Linked DNA regions of Homo sapiens: region 2 is linked to region 1. Evidence: read pairs that join two places in POLR2A ChIA-PET (ENCODE). Cell type or tissue: A673. All regions are shown on one strand.

Evidence for each region. Peaks named below come from ENCODE experiments on the same cell type or tissue, not always from the same donor. Only the 100,000 strongest peaks of a DNase experiment are listed, where the experiment ranks them.
Region 2: POLR2A ChIA-PET joins it to region 1 with 10 read pairs; 1 of 35 experiments calls an interaction of 5 or more read pairs at or near these places.

The regions. Positions count from the first base shown.
Region 1 is chr19:2,033,673-2,036,172 of GRCh38, reverse strand. LOC107985278 (a long non-coding RNA gene) reads left to right here and starts at 1,292. Exons shown (of 4, transcript XR_001753845.2): 1 at 1,292-1,422. RefSeq lists an enhancer at 35-535. In A673, no CTCF peak of the experiment used is centred here; a DNase peak (open chromatin) is centred at 1,062.
Region 2 is chr19:1,724,418-1,726,917 of GRCh38, reverse strand. No RefSeq gene overlaps it. Among named protein-coding and RNA genes, the nearest start is that of ONECUT3, 28 kb to the left of the region's middle. RefSeq lists a silencer at 1,107-1,206 and an enhancer at 969-1,468. In A673, no CTCF peak of the experiment used is centred here; a DNase peak (open chromatin) is centred at 1,187; H3K4me3 peaks cover 920 bases; H3K27me3 peaks cover 1,014 bases.

The DNA.
Region 1 (2,500 bases):
TGGTCTTGAACTCCCGGCCTCAGGTAATCTGCCCACCTCGGCCCCTCAAAGTGCTGAGATTACAGGCGTGAGCCACCGCACCAAGTCAATTTTTTGTATTTTTAGTAGAGACAGGGTTTTGTTATGTTGGCCAGGCTGTTCTCGAACTCCTGGCCTCAAGTAATCCAGCTGCCTTGGCCTCCCAGCGTGCTGGGATTACAGGCGTGAGCCACCACACCCAGTCAGGGCTCAGCTGCGAGCTCTTCACCAGGGCCAGCGCCTGCAGGGAGCCTCCCCGTGTGGCTTGGGCTTCCTCACAACATGGCAGCTGTGTTCCCAAGCTCGGGCTCCAGTAAGCAGGGTTCCAAGCAAACAAAGCAGAAGCTGCCAGGCTGACCTGCTGAGAAGCCAGGCAGCGCCACCCCCGCCACCTTCTCTGGTTTCACAGAAGACGCGAGGCCCGCCCAGGTTCAAGGGAAGGGGAAGGGTCTCCTCCTGGGAGAGGGTGAGAGACGTTGTTGCCGCTGCCTTGGGACTGTGCAACCTAACAAGTCCTAGTAATTGTAACCTTCTGCACATGGCCGGCCCCTGCCTGCTTTAGGGTTCACCCCCCTCAGCCATTATTAAGTTTTTGTTGCAGGCAGGACGCTGTGCTGGGGCTGGTGGCAGAGAAGATGAGCTGGACGGCCAAGGGCTGACCTCAGATCCTGGAGTTGGGTGTAGACCAGGAAGGGCTTCCTGGAGGCGGGAGCGGAAGGAGGACAGCGAAGCCTAGTGGTTAAGGAGGCCAGCCTGGGCTGAAATCCCAGCTGTATCCAGGCTACTGTGTGCCTCAGTTTCCGGATTCATCAAGCGGGAGCCAAGGGCAGCCAGGTGAGCTACAGGCTGGTAGCGCAGTGCAGGGACAAAACCCAGCAAGAAAGAAACCGATGACGTCGCCTGAGGGGGCGGGACTTGAGGCCTGGAGGGGGCGAGGCTTGGCGTCTGGGGGTGGGGCTTATTATATGGGGCGGAGCCTTGGACTTGGTGGGCGGAGCTTGGAATCTGAAGGGTTAGGGCCTCGTCTGGGGCGAAGTTTGGGGCCTGGAGGGGCGAGGCTTGGGGGAGGTTCCCAGACGGGGCGGGGCTTGTGTATTGGGTGAGGTTTGAGGCCTGGAAGGCAGAGACTTATGGCCTGGGGGGCGGAGCTTTTGCCTGGAGGGAGCGGGGCTTATGAACTGGAGGTGGGGGTGAGGCTTGTGTCTGGGGCCAGGTTTGGGCCTGGAAAGGCGGGGCTTGCGGTCTGGAGGGGCGGGGTTTGGGCCTGGAGGGGGCTGGAGGCAAGAGAGATGGCGCTCGGGACGGAAGGGTTCCCTGCCCTGCCCCAGGAGCCTGCATGGGAGAAGGCGTGAGGAGGTGAAGGAAGCTTATGGTACCTGCACACCGACAGGCTGGAGCGCGAGAGTAAGCACCGTGTGGGGACACACCCGACCACGGCCGGGGAGGGGGCGGCACCCCAAAGGCAACAGGGAACCCAGGCAGCATTTTATTTTTTCAGATAACAGCTTTACTGTGATAAAACTCAGCACCTGGCCGGGTGCGGTGGCTCACTCACGTAATCCCAGCCCTTTGCGAGGCCGAGGCGGGAGGATCACCTGAGGTCAGGAGTTTGAGACCAGCCTGGCCAACATGGTGAAACCCCATCTCCACTAAAAATACAAAATTAGCCGGGCGTGGTGGCAGTTGCCTGTAATCCCAGCTGCTAGGGAGGCTGAGGCAGGAGGATCGCTTGAGCCCAGGAGGCTGAGGTTGCAGTGAGCCGAGATTGCACCACCGTACTCCAGCCTGGGCAACACAGCGAGACTCTTTCTAAAAAACAAAACAAAACAAAACAAAAAAACCTCAGCACCGCTGTTCACCCACTGCGTCTAAAATTCAATGGTTTTAGCACACGCAAAGTTGTGCAGCCTTCGCCTCTAATCCAATTCTGCAACATTCTCATCACCCGGAACAGCAAGCCCGCCCCACCGGCAGTCACTGCCTTTCCCCACCTCCCCAGCCCCCGGTGGTCACTAGTGCACTCTCTGTCTCTGGGGATTTGCCTGTTCTGGACTTTTCATGTGAATGGCCCCGGGGGTGGTGGATTCCAGCTGGGCCTAGAGGAGGAAGGGTCCGGGGAGACCCAGGTGGAGCAGAGACCACGGCCATGGCCAGGACGGGCCCAGCCCTGCAGGGCTAACTGCTGGGGGAGGTGAAGGGTGGGCCGGGCACCGGGGGTCTGTCACCCCCTGCAGGGCACTTCGTGGCTACCCCACAGTCCCGACTGAACCCCATGACCCATGAAGTCCTTCTAGCCCTGTTCTGCAGCTGCAGTGGGAGGGAGGGGCTCAGGGTCCTCCGTTAGCTTCCCCCACAGCCTCAAGGCACAGACTGGAAATCGAGGTTCCGAGCTGTCCCCTGGAAAAGGGGCTATGGGGCTGGCAAGATGACTGCCAACCTGGGCCTCAGTTTCCCCATCTGGAAAACAGAGGGCTGGGCCAGA
Region 2 (2,500 bases), 310 kb after region 1:
TTTAGTAGAGACGGGGTTTCTCCAAGTCGGCCAGGCTGGTCTGGAACTCCTGACCTCAAGGAATCCACTGCCTTGACCTCCCAAAGTGCTGGGATTACAGGCGTGAGCCACCGCGCCTGGCCCCTTCCTATTACTATTTTGAAATTTCATCTTTTTAATTTTAGATTCAGGAGTACATATGCGGGTTTGTTCCATGGGTATATGGTGTGATGCTGAGGTTTGGGATATGACCGATCCCGTCGTCATCCAGGTGCTAAGCATGGTACCCAGGAGTTTCTCAGCCCCTGTCCCCCACCTTCCCCGATTTAGAAGTCCTCAGGGTCTATTATTCCCATCCTCGTGTCCATGAGTACCCAATGTTTAGCCTCCACTGATAAGCGAGAACATGGGTACTTGGTTTTCTGTTTCTGCTTTCATTCGCTTAGGATAATGGCCTCCAGCTGCACGTATGTTGCTGTAAAGGACACGATTTCGTCCTTTTTCGTGGCTGTTCAACATCGCATTTCAATTTAAGGAACGGTCCCTCCTTATGGGGTGGTGGGTTCCAGGCTGCGACGGTGTGGGACCCAGCAACGCGGGAAGATGTTTTAGCTTTGCTTGGAGGGTGCAGATGTCAGCACGGCGTGGCAGAGAGAGTCTGAAGCCCTCGAGCCACACTCTCTGGGCTCCAGGCCCCTTGCACCTCATAAACCCTTTGCGCCTTGGGTAATCCCCGGGCCCTCGTGAGCCTCAATTTTCCTGTCTAGGGAATGGAGAGCAGCCCGCCCAGGGAGATGGCCGGGGCGGCGGTCAGGGGGTCCGTGCATGTCCGGGAGGAAGGTCCTGGCCGCCCCTGCCCCCACCCAGCCGTACCCTCGCCCCCCGCCGCTGGAACCGTGCGTCCCCAAGATAAGAGACGGGTCAATAAAGTTTTCTTCCAAGATGGTCCAGCTCTCTCCATCCTCTCGGGCCCCCTCCCCGCGCCGGGAAAGGTCAGATGCGAGGCGGCATCGACCCGCGCCCGGAGCCAGGCCCCCGGCCACGCCGAGCCCGCGCTGACCAAGTGACCACGCGCGGCCGGGGCCCGGGCCGCCGCCAGCCAATGGGAGCGCGCCGGGCAGAGGTTGCCGGGCAACGAGCCGGGGGGGCGGGGTCGGGCGGGTGCGGGGAGGCCCGAGCGCGGCCGATCGATCCCGCGGCCCCGCGCATGCGCCCCCGCGCGGCCCGGAGGGGGCTCGGCCGGCGCCCAGCTGTCATCGATCGCCGCGGCCCCAGGCACTGAATAAGCTCAGGAAGGGCTTCCGGGAAGGGCCCGGTGCTCCCGCCCCGCCCCATCTCTCCGTAATAGTAATGGCAGCAATAGCGTCGGCAGCATCGCCTCCCGCCTGCGGGACCGCGCCGCGGAGCCTCCCCCAGCACCCAGGCCAGGGCTTCATCGGGGTCCGCTGTATCCTGGAGGTGGCCGCAGGGGCCCCACAGTCGGGATTCCAATCCCGTTCCCACCACCCGCTACCTCGGGGCGGGGGGAGGCTGTGATCCCAGCGCTGTGGGAGTCCGAGGCGGGAGGATCGCTTGAGGCCTGGAGTTAAGAGACCAGTCCGGACAACATAGCGAGACCCACCCCACCCATATCTACAAAAATTTGCCAGGCGTGGTGGTGCCTTTGGTCCCAATGATTTGGGAGGCTGAAGCAGGAGGATTATTTGAGGCCAGGAGTTGGAGACCAGCCTGGGCAACATAGCGAGACTCCGATCTCTACAAAAAAATACAAAAATTAGCCAGGTGTGGTGGTGCCTTTTGTCCCAATTATTTGGGAGGCTGAGGTAGGAGGGTCACTTGAGCCCAGGAGGTCAAGGCTGCAGTGAGCTGATATCGCACCACTGCACTCCAGCCTGGGTGACAGAATGAGACCCTGTCTCTAAAAACAAAACAAAAAACCCCACAGATGTATTTTTCTACAGTCTAGAGGCCTGAAATTTGAAATCAAGGTGTGGGCAGGGCCATACTCCCTCCTAAAGCTCTAGGAGGCCGGGCGCCATCGCTCTTGCCTATAAAAACAGCACTTTGGGAGGCTGAGGTCGGAGGATCACTTGAGGCCAGGAGTTTGCGACCAACCTGAGCAACATGGCGAGATCTCATCTCTACAAAAATAAAAATTAGAAAAATAGCCAGAGTGGTGAGTTCCTGTGGTCCCATTACTTTTTCTTTTCTTTCTTTCTTTTCTTTTTTTTTTTTTTTTGAGATGGAGTTTCGCTCTTGTTGCCCAGGCTGGAGTACAATGGCACCATCTTGGCTCACTGCAACCTCCACCTACTGGATTCAAGCAATTCTCCTGCCTCAGCCTCCCAAGTAGCTGGGATTGTAGGCATGCACCACCACACCTGGTTAATTTTGTATTTTTAGTAGAGATGGGGTTTCACCATGTTGGTCAGGCTGGTCTTGAACTCCTGACCTCAGGTGATCCGCCCACCTCGGCCTCTCAAAGTGTTGGGATTACAGGCATGAGCTACCTGCCTGGCCA